3 separate regions of the Homo sapiens genome follow, and all the other regions are linked to region 2. Evidence: chromatin contacts called from ENCODE Hi-C or POLR2A ChIA-PET data. All regions are on one chromosome and are shown on one strand. Each heading gives the region's core, a stretch centred on a gene start or an enhancer-like site at or near the end of the contact. The rest is flanking DNA. Distances are from core to core; before and after follow the strand shown. Region 1 holds the start of CDH1 (cadherin 1). Region 2 holds the start of CDH3 (cadherin 3). Region 3 overlaps CDH1 (cadherin 1).

Region 1 (3,603 bases), core at 833-3,332, 92 kb before region 2:
ACTATCTCAGCTCACTGCAACCTCTGCCTCCTGGGTTTAAGCAATTCTCCTGCCTCAGCCTCCTGAGTAGCTAGGATTACAGGCACACGCCACCATGCCCGGCTAATTTTTATATTTTTATTTAGTAGAGATGGGGTTTCACCATGTTGGCCAGGCTGGTCTCGAACTCCTGACCTTGTGATCCGCCCACCTCGGCCTCCCAAAGTGCTGGGATTACAGGCGTTAGCCACTGCGCCCAGCCTAAAAAAAAGTTAAAATTATCCAGGTGTGGTGGCACATGCCCATGATAACCAGCTACTAGGGAGGCTGAGATGGGAAGGATCACTTGAGCCCAGAGGATGGAGGCTGCAGTAAGCTATGATTGTGCCACTGCACTCCAGCTTGGGCAACAGAGCAAGACCCTGTCTTTAAAAAAAAAAAAAAAAAAAAAAAAAAAAGCTTTTATATCTGTAAACAAAAGCCACAGCCCAGTAACCAAGAGAGGGCTGCTCTTCAGTCATCCCAGAGATGGTGCTTAATGGGGCCTGGGAGTCAGATCCCAGTTCAGATATCTGCTCTGCTGACCCTGAGCAAGTGGACGTCACTCTCTTAGCCTCGGTTTGCTCAACTGTAAAACGGGAATACTCCTGCCAGGCCTTCCCACCCACCAGGTTTTTGCAGTCTGAAATGAGAGACTGTCTCTACAGTGCTGAGGGCAATAAGAGAAATACGAAGGCTTCTAGTAAGTGCCCTCAACCTCCTCTTCTTTATAACATAGTCAACAACCAGGCAGGGTTACCCCCTCCACCACAGTGTTCAGTCGTAAACGTTTGGATCCCCAAATCTGCGTAAATTCCAAGGGGTGTCGTTTGAGCCAAGGAGGGAGCTTGCCCATTGCAACCCAGGGGTGTGGGAGTGCAATTTCTCGGCCCCTTTCCAACCCCTCCCTACTCCGCCCAGGGACACCGGCAGCGCGCCCTCACCTCTGCCCAGGACGCGGCCTCTCTCCAGGTGGCGCCGGGGCACCGTGAACGTGTAGCTCTCGGCGTCAAAGCCAGGGTGGCAGGGCTCCGGCTCCTGGCAGAGCCAAGAGGAGACCTGGGGTGGGGGAAAGGTAGATGGAACCGGGTGACTCGGAGGGTTCCCTCCTGCTCACCGAAACCAACAGCGCCGCCCCTCCCTCGCTCCCGGCGTCGGGATTGGGGGAGGACCCCAGCCCGCAGCCCCGGGACGGGCGGGCAGCGACGTCACCCTCCCCCACCCCGAAACCTACGGCCGCCGAGCCCCCAGGAACTCCCGGGAGGGGGCCGCCGAGTCACCCCCTCAAGACCTAGCCCACCGTTCCCTTTCAGTCTCCTTTCTCATTTTATTGGAGATGTCTTTATTCTCCAGTACCCCACTTTCCTTAGACCGGGAATGCACCACTCCTCAGAGCGAGGGGCGCTCCCACCTCCTCCGACCTCACTTTCTTATCCCCGGGACCCTCACTCCTATTTACGACCTTTCTTGGCATGGCAGGTGCCTTTATTTCTACGGATGCCCCTCTCCTTCCCTCGAAGATCGTCCCCACGACTCCTGGCTCCCCCTCGACTTGCACCAGGGCACCCCTTCTCCACACCCCACCCCCTACACCCCGCTTCACGCCCCCACCGCCCGCGCGAGCCCACCCCGCGGACTCCGCGGCCAGACGCCCCCGCCTCGGTCTGCGCTGGAGGGGGCAGGAAAGCCGCGCTCGCCCCTCACCACCCACCCCCCACTCCCATCACTGGGGGGTCCGGAGCGCGCGAGGCTTCCAGGCCGCTCCGCTCCTCAGGACCCGAACTTTCTTGGAAGAAGGGAAGCGGTGACGACGGGAGAGGAAGGGGCGCAGGGCTGGGGCGCGGAGCTTGCGGCCCGAATGCGTCCCTCGCAAGTCAGGGGATCCGGGGTACCTGCAGCAGCAGCAGCAGCGCCGAGAGGCTGCGGCTCCAAGGGCCCATGGCTGGCCGGGGACGCCGAGCGAGGGCAGGCGCCGGGTGCGGTCGGGTCGGGCCGGGCTGGAGCGGGCTGGAGTCTGAACTGACTTCCGCAAGCTCACAGGTGCTTTGCAGTTCCGACGCCACTGAGAGGGGGTGCGTGGCTGCAGCCAGGTGAGCCCCGGAGGCACCGCCCCCCGTACCGCTGATTGGCTGAGGGTTCACCTGCCGGCCACAGCCAATCAGCAGCGCGGACCCCTCCCCAGGGCGGAGCTGACGGCCCGCCCACCCGGCCTCGCATAGACGCGGTGACCCTCTAGCCTGGAGTTGCTAGGGTCTAGGTGGGTTATGGGACCTGCACGGTTCTGATTCCACTGGGTTCGAATCCCAGCCCCGCCGGTGGCTCACTAAGACCTGGGATCAGAAAGGGCTTTTACACTTGGCTGAGTTCTTTTGTTTTTTGGGATTTTTTGTTTGTTCGTTTTGGAGATGGGGTCTCACTCTTTCACCCAAGCTGGAGTGCAGTGGTGCGATCACAGCTCACTGCAGCCTCGAACTCCTGGGCTCAAGCGGTCCTCTGGCCCCAGCCTCTCTAGTAGCTGGGAGTACAGGTGCACACCACCACGCCAGGCTAATTTTTTTTTCTTTTGCCTTTTTGTAGAGAGACAAGTCGGGGCGGACAGGGGCAGTGGGGGCGCTGTGTCTCCCTGTATTGCCCAGCCTGGTCTCGAACTCCTGGGCTGAAGCGATCCTCCTGCCTTGGCCTCCCAAAGTGCTAGGATTTCAGGTGTGAGCCATGAGCCACTGAGCTAGCAGCCTAATTTTTTGTTTGTTTGTTTTGTTTGTATTTTTTGAGACGGAGTCTCGCTCTGTCTTGCCCAGGCTGGAGTGCAGTGGCACGATCTCGGCTCACTGCAACCTCCGCCTGCCGGGTTCAAGAGACTCTCCTGTCTCAGCCTATTGAGTAGCTGGGACTACAGGCGTGTGCCACCACACCGGCTAATTTTGTATTTTTAGTACAGACGGGGTTTCACCATGTTGGCCAGGCTGGTCTGGAACTCCTGACCTCAGGTGATCCACCCTCTTCAGCCTCCTGAAGTGTTGGATTACAGGCGTGAGCCACTGCACTCTGCCTCGAGCGGCCTAATTTTTTAAAAAATTTTTCTAGAGAGGGGATCTCACTATGTTGCCGAGGCTGATCTCAAATTTCTGAACTCAGGCGATCCTCCTGCCTCAGCCCCTTTACTGAGTTCTCATTTTTTAATCTAGTCTTTTTTAACTGTAGAGCTTCATGGGTTAGTGAGTCAGCAAATTGATTCCCTAGGTCAGGACCACCTCCCAAAGCCTCAGTTTCTCCACCCTCCTAATGGGAATAATGATCAGAAATGTCTCCCTATGCTGTTGTGGGACTCCCATACAATTAAAATGACAAATGTTTCTTGAGCCATAAATGCTCTGTACAGAAGTGAGGGGTAAAAATAGTAACAATAGGGCCAGGCATGGTGGCTCACGCCTGTAATCCCAGCACTTTGGGAGGCCGAGGCGGGCAGATCACGAGGTCAGGAGATTGAGACCATCCTGGCTAACGCAGTGAAACCCCGTCTCTACTAAAAATACAAAAAATTAGCCAGGCGTGGTGGTGGGCGCCTGTAGTCCCAGCTACTCGGGA
Region 2 (3,392 bases), core at 474-2,973:
AGCCTGGGTGTTAATTGTTTTGTCAATCTGCAGTTATTTGCAGAAAGAATTTTTTTAAAAAGGGCCTCCACAGACTCAAGGTCCTCAATCCTCTTTTGGAGAAATAAAAGAGAGCCACTCTGTCCCCTAGGCATTGACAGCCCCACATTCAAGCAGTGGGAGTTTGTGCCTGGGGTGAGGGATAAGTTGATGGAGACTTTAGAAGAATGCTAGGTAGCAAGGGTTCTCAGTGTTTTGAAGGCCAGGTAAGCCACGGTTCCTTCCCCCTAAAAATGAATACTCAAGTTCCCAAAAATTTCAGTGTAAGGATCCTCTGAAACCCGACCCAAGGATCCAGGGTTATACCCGTTTAAGAACTAGGTTTCAACCCTTGCTGGAGCCCCCATCCATTGTCCTCTTAACCTAGAGGGAGAAAGCCCTCCACTAGCCAGCAACCAACCGCCTGGGTCTCATAACACACTGGTTCTCCTCACTAACGTTGCACCGCCCACCCCCTCAGGTTTTTGAACTTGGGGCGGGGAGGGGGGGGGTAGGAGTAACTGAGGGATCAAAAATGTGCTTTGATCTCCCGTCCATCGCCCCCATAGCCCCAGGCCTGCCAGCTTGGGACACTGTCCCCCTCAAACTCCCCCCAGTGACCTAGCATCCCAGGCCCCAGACGCTGGGGGCGGGGTGGTTCCCGTACGTGATGGCCCCAGCCCAGGTGTGCCAGGGCCCAGTTTCCAGGCAGGCTACAAGGGCGCAGGCCCTCCGGGAAGAGCAGGGTTAAGAGTGCATTCCAGCTGCCGAGGAAGAAGGGGGGCGGGGTAGGGAAGCTCGGAGAAAAGAAACAGACCCGGTCTGTCTGTCGGAGACACAAAGCACGGTTCACAAAGGGGGCCCGAGAGGGGCGAAGGGGGCTGCCCGGGGCACGGCTCATCCCCACACCTGCGCGCGGGTTGGGGGAAGAATGTGGCCGGCGCATTCCTCTGCTGGGGCCAGCGGGGGAGAACTTCCCACGTCGAGACTGGGTGAGGGGCTCAGCCATCCGGCATCTCGGAGGAGGGGGTCAAGGTAAGCAGTGGCTACCGGACAAGGGGCTGGATGTCATAGGCGCTCTGCTGCCCAGCCTTCTCCGTCAGCCACCACCCCCAATCCCAGCCCCCGAGGCGCGTTCTGCGCCTCCCCGGGAACTGAGGTGGCGCCAGGAGTCCCTTGCCCCGGCCCGAACACCCCTCGCGCGGTCCACACCAAAATGGTCACGTGCGGCCCCTACCCTGCGGTTCCACCCTGAGGATCTTACCTTTCCCCAGCGCCTGGCCGGGCTCCTGCTCCGCGCCTCCCGCCTCCAAGGTCACTTCAGCCTCCCTGAAGACCGCCCGGCACGGCTCGGAGGCCGCGCACTGCAGCCAGCAAACCTGCGCCCGAGGGCAGAGAGTGAAGGAGGCTGGGTCCAGGCGTGCCCGGCCCTGCACTCCCCACACCGCAGGGTCCTCACGGGCCTTCCGGGACTCCCTTGGCCCCAGGGAGCGCAGCCCCGCGCTCTCCCCGACGCCACTGCCCCATGCGGACCCCGCCCGCCCCCCAGGGAGCGGTCCCGGTCGGGGCCACGGCGAGGCTGTGGAGTACCTGGAGAAGGAGGAGAGACGCGAGAGGTCCACGAGGGAGCCCCATGGCTGCAGAGAGAGGGGTGAAGCAGCTGCCGCGACGGCGGGCCGGTGTTCCGCTCAGCTCTTGCCCCTTTGAGCACCGCAGCCCCCGGGAGCCAGCGGGAGGAGGCCAGGTGAGCGCAGGTGGGTGCTGATTGGTCCAGCGCCACGAGGTCCCGCCCCCTCGCAGGTGGGACCGATGTGGGTGCGGTTGAGGCCCCAGCGAACCCCTCCTGGCCTCCCGGATGCCCTCCTGCGCTCTCCTGGCTTTTCTGGAGCTGTTCTTTACAGGGACTCAGCCTCTGTCTCGCAGTTCTGGGTTAGAGGAGAAAAGAACACCCAGTGCACTCCTCAGCCTCCTCAGTACGGGAAGAGAAATGTTTCCTTGCCTTGCGGCTACAGCGGAAAAAAGTGGAGACACATCTGAAGTCGACTGAAAACGGAGGCTCCGCATTCATTATCCCCCGGAGGCGCTGTTATCCCAAAGCTTTGAAGCAGGCCCGTGCGTCCTCCCACACGCGGCTACAGCGGGGCCGCCCAAGCCTCTTTCTCCACCTCCCGTGCCAGCCCGCCGGGGAGGATCCTCCGGGGTATAAAACTAGCAGGTCCCGAAGGACCGCGTTTCTGAATTGGATACAACTTCCTCTTTTTTCTTTTTTTTTTTTTTTTGGAGACAGGGTCTCGCTCTGTCGCCCAGGAGTGCAGTAGCGCGATCTCGGCTCACTACAGCCTCGACCTCCCGGGCTGAAGCGATTCTCCTCCCTCAGCTCCCGCTGAGACTACAGGCTTGCGCCACCACACCCGGCTAATTTTTAAAAATTTTTTGTAGCGATGTGGTGGGGCGGGGGGAGGGTGGAGGGTCACCCTATGTTGCCCAAGCTGGTCTTGAACTTCTGGACTCAAGCGATCCTCCGCCTCCCAGAGTGCTCAGGTTACAGGCATGAGCCGCCACACCCGGACCGCTTCTTCCATTTCACAGCTAAACAAAGGGAAGCTAGTCGAGAAAGTCCCAGAGTTTGGAAGCTGTAGTGGTGCCAAAGGGTGCGAGCTAAGAGGGTTGTTATTAGTCTCATAATCTCCAGCACCCCTACCCCCCATATAAATAACACTTTCTCAACTTTCTGTAAAATGTAAATAAAGACAATTTTTAAAACGCAGAGGTTTTGAAATTGGTCTGAAATACTGTATATAATCTGGGTAAAAACTGCTTGCTGCGCAAAGCAGCCTCCAGAGAGTCTCCCTTGGAAAACAGCTCTCCCACACCCTTCCTAGGAGATAAACGCCAGACCTGGGATTCGTTGTTCTTCTACGTTACTCTCATTCCACTACGTTAGACACGAAGTGCTTTCCTCTTGCTGCACACAAGTGGGCTCTGGCCATGAAAACGGTCCTGAGTCTCAATCACTACCCCACAAGCCCTTCCCCACGGAGCTGAGCTTTCCCGGTCAGTCTCTCTCACCTGTCCCCTCACTCCTCCTTCACCTTCTGCTGCTGCCTTGAGAAGCCCTGGATGCCACCTCCTGGTCCTTCTCCCTCCCCGTCCCCAGCTCAGATTTAGGGGTTTGAGGAACGGACTGGAGACTGGAGAGGTTTTTTTGTTTTGTTTGTTTTTTTGAGATGGAGTCTCACTGTCGTCCAGTACGGTGGCGTCATCTCTGCTCACTGCAACCTCCGCCTCCCAGGTTCAAGCGACTCTCCTGCCTCAGCCTCCCGAGTAGCTGGGACTACAGGCGCCCACTACCACACCAGGCTAATTTTTGTATT
Region 3 (3,340 bases), core at 104-2,603, 110 kb before region 2:
TCTCTCTCTCTCTCAAAAAAAAAAAAAAAAAAAAAAAAAAAGAAATAAAAAGAAGCCTACCCTAGGCAAAATGGGGTGGGGTTGGGATAGAGGGGAGGGACACAAAAAAATTTGAAAAAAAAGAAAGAAACTTGCAGGCCAGTGCAGCAACTCACATCCGTAATCCCAGCACTTTGGGAGGCTGAGGCGGGCAGATGGCTTGAGCTCAGGAGTTCAAAACCAGCCTGGGCAACATGGCAAAACCTCGTCTCTACAAAAAATACAAAAAAAAAAAAAAAAAAGATTAGCCTGGAGTGGTGGCATGCACCTGTAGTCCCAGCTACTTGGGAGGCTGAGGTGGGAGGATGGGGATGACTTGAGCCCAGGAGGCAGAGGTTGCAGTGAGCCAAAATTGTACCACTCCACTCCAGCCTGGGTGACAGAAAAAGGCCCTGTCTCAAAAAAAAGAAAGAAAGAAAGGAAGGAAGGAAGGAAGGAAGGAGAGAGAGAGAAAGAAAAAGAGAGAGAGAAAGAAAGAAAGAGAAAGAAACTTGCCCAAAATCACAGGAAAAGTAAGGGTCCAGTTGGGATTGGAATCCAGGCAATCCTGCTGCATTCCACCCTCCCAGTTCATCTTCTCTAAGAGAAGCTCATAGGCTAAAAGAGAAATAAATGCTGAAGAGTCAAATCTCTGTCAAAACCAGAAATGAAACCTCACATCTGGCAAGTAAAATGTGGTTTCCTAGGTTCAACAGCTTCCCAGGTATTTAAACACTCCCATGGTGGAAGTGAGAGGATTAGCAGAAAGAAGAATGAAAAATCATAACCAAATTACAAAGCCCAAAGAAAAATAAGTACAACTTACAGGAAGTTTCAAAATCAAAAACTCAGCTGGTTGCCATGGCTCACACCTGTAATCCCAGCACTTTGGGAGGCCAAGGTGGGCGGATCACTTGAGGTCAGGACCAGCCTGGCCAACATGGTGAAACCCTGTCTCTACTAAAAATACAAAAATTAGCCGGGCATGGTGGCGCTGGCCTATAATCCCAGCTACTCGGGAGGCTGAGGAAGGAGAATAGCTTGAACCTGGGAGGTGGAGGTTGCAGTGAGCTGAGACTCCAACACTGCGCTCCAGCCTGGGTGACAGAGCAAGACTCTGTCTCAAAACAAAACAAAACAAAAATCAGAGACTCAAAATACAGCTCTGAAACATCCAAAAACCTCAAGGAGTAGAAGAGGGCTTTGTTTTGTTTTGTTTTTTGTTTTTGAGAGAGCGTCTCGCTCTGTCACCCAAGCTGGAGTGCAGTGGTGCAAAACGCAGCTCACTGCAGCCTTAACCTCCTGGACTCAAGGGATCTACCTGCCTCAGCCTCCCATGAAGCTGGGATCACAGGCACACGCCACCATGCCTGGGTAATTGTTTTTGTATGTAGAGACAGGGTTTCCCTTTGTTGCCCAATCTGGTCTCCAACTTCTGGGCTCAAGCAATCCTCCCACTTTGGCCTCCCGAAGTGCTGGATTACAGGCATGAGCTACCGCACCCGGCCTCTTTTTAAATGCAGACTTGAGACAAGAAGGCAAAAGTTACAAGAAATACAACCACAAATTCTATTTTCTCCAGAAAATTTAGTCATGATTACAAGCCTGGGAGTTAGGTGGTAATGAAACCAGCCACATGAACGTCACCAAGCAGCTGTTATTTCTCCAAAACCTTTTAGCACGAAGCTAACAGAGACGAGATCTAGGGCTAGTATCTCCTGGGACTTATGAGTAAGAGCCGGCACCTAGAGTACCTGTCACTATAGAGGGTGATGTCACCGCTGATTCAACCTGATATTGAAAAACCTTACCAGGAGAGGCCTCTCAATGTCGGTGACTCAGGGCCCCACCCCACCTGTTCATAAAGTAAGTGCCCAGGTGTTTGCCTCACTGCTTATTCAAGGGATGATGTTTTCCAATAGGAAAGCCACAACTCTCCCCACCAACAAGTTGGTCATCTTGTTCCCTTTTTCAAACACTCCCACATAGTTGTGGTGAAGAATTTGTTGGGGAGGAAGCCTCGTACTGAAGGTGAGATTCCAAAGTAAGTACCAGGTCCTAGGAACACTCGTATACATGCACAAAAAAAAAAAAAAAATATGCCCTAAATGATGCCTGTTTAGAAAATATCATCCCTCTGCAGGAAGAATCTTTAGAAAACTCGGCTAGGCACAGTGGCTCATTCATGCCTGTAATCCCAGCACTTTGGGAGGCCGAGGAGGGCTTATCACCTAAGGTCAGGAGTTGGAGACCAGCCTGGCCAACATGGTGAAACCCCGTCTCTACGAAAAATACAAAAAGTAGCCAGGTGTGGTGGCACATGCCTGTAATCCCAGCTACACCGGAGGCTGAGGTGGGAGAATCGCTTGAACCCGGGAGGCAGAGGTTGCAATGAGCCGAGATCAGGCCACTGCACTCTAGCCTGGGCAACAAGAGCAAGACTCTGTCTCAAAAAAAAAAAAAAAAAAAATTTAGAAAACTCTGCTGGAGCAATATTCCTCTTGGGCAACATGCTGAGGGGTGGGGAGTGGCTTGGAATGAGCATTATTTCCTGGTTTGAATCTGATACCCTTTAAAGGAGATGTTCCTAAAGTGGCAGGTCAAAAGAGAAAGATAAATAAATAAAAAATGAAGGAGATGTGAAAATGAGCCCTCAGGATTCCTTCTCTAGAAAATGCCTGGCCTGGCCGGGCATGGTGGCTCAGACCTGTAATCCTAGCACTTTGGGAGGCCAAGGCGGGGGTATTGCTTAAGCTCAGGAGTTCGAGACTAGCCTGGGCAACGTAACAAGACCCTCTCTATTTATTTTAACAAAAAATTTAAAAATTAAAAGAAAAATGCCTGACTAGAGAACAGTCTTTTTCAATGACATGAATATAGACTTGAATGTAGAAGTCCAGTCCCCTCAAGATACAGTCCAATTCTATTTTTTTTTTTTTTTTTTTTTTGAGACAGAGTCTTGCCCTGTCACCCAGGCTGGAATGCAGTGGTACGATCATGGCTAAACCTCCCAGGCAGCTTCAACCTCCCAGGCTCAAGTGATCCTCTCACCCCAGCTCCCAAGTAGCTGGGACTACAAGCATATGCCACTACACCTGGCTAATTTTTGGATTTTTTGTAGAGGCGGGGTTCTATCATGCCCAGGCTGGTCTTGAACTCCTGGGCTCAAGAGATCTACCTGCCTTGGCTTGGGATTACAGTCATAAACCACCACACCCAGCTGACACAGTCCAGTTCTAACATCTATTGAGCACCTCACTTCTTCTTCTTTACACAAATGCCATCCTTCTTAGTGATGACTGCCCCTAAATTTCTCCACCCC

The links. A loop is a pair of places that touch in the nucleus more often than their neighbours do. ChIA-PET counts read pairs that join two places held with the same protein, here RNA polymerase II (POLR2A). Pooled maps may share reads with other maps.
Region 1: a loop to region 2 is called in a map of mammary epithelial cell, with 2.7 times the contacts of the local background. The contact joins the promoter of CDH1 here to the promoter of CDH3 in region 2. A Hi-C loop is called at or near these places in 1 of 168 maps with a recorded cell type or tissue (mammary epithelial cell). POLR2A ChIA-PET finds 5 or more read pairs at or near these places in 9 of 52 experiments (A673, Caco-2, IMR-90 and 5 more).
Region 3: a loop to region 2 is called in a map of mammary epithelial cell, with 2.9 times the contacts of the local background. The contact joins the enhancer-like site here to the promoter of CDH3 in region 2. A Hi-C loop is called at or near these places in 1 of 168 maps with a recorded cell type or tissue (mammary epithelial cell) and 5 of 50 pooled maps. POLR2A ChIA-PET finds 5 or more read pairs at or near these places in 9 of 52 experiments (A673, GM12878, IMR-90 and 6 more).

Annotation. Positions count from the first base shown.
Region 1 is chr16:68,735,771-68,739,373 of GRCh38, reverse strand. It overlaps CDH1 (cadherin 1), which reads right to left and starts at 2,082. Exons shown (of 16, transcript NM_004360.5): 1 at 1,911-2,082; 2 at 963-1,077. The coding sequence starts at 1,958. RefSeq lists a silencer at 1,967-2,036, a cis regulatory region at 2,989 and an enhancer at 2,917-3,061.
Region 2 is chr16:68,643,641-68,647,032 of GRCh38, reverse strand. CDH3 (cadherin 3) reads right to left here and starts at 1,723. Exons shown (of 16, transcript NM_001793.6): 1 at 1,609-1,723; 2 at 1,283-1,397. The coding sequence starts at 1,653. It overlaps CDH3-AS1 (CDH3 antisense RNA 1), which reads left to right and starts at 832. Exons shown (of 2, transcript NR_186394.1): 1 at 832-1,053; 2 at 1,293-2,785. RefSeq lists an enhancer at 1,219-1,743.
Region 3 is chr16:68,754,909-68,758,248 of GRCh38, reverse strand. The region is part of intron 2 of CDH1 (cadherin 1); the gene reads right to left. Among named protein-coding and RNA genes, the nearest start is that of CDH1, 19 kb to the right of the region's middle. RefSeq lists enhancers at 755-804, 849-993, 1,485-1,584, 1,578-1,722 and cis regulatory regions at 921, 1,650. Within about 2 kb of position 1,353, at least 16 of the 41 ENCODE cell types and tissues checked have a DNase peak (open chromatin) inside an H3K27ac peak, as active enhancers do; they include GM12878 and mammary epithelial cell, where a contact is called at or near this core.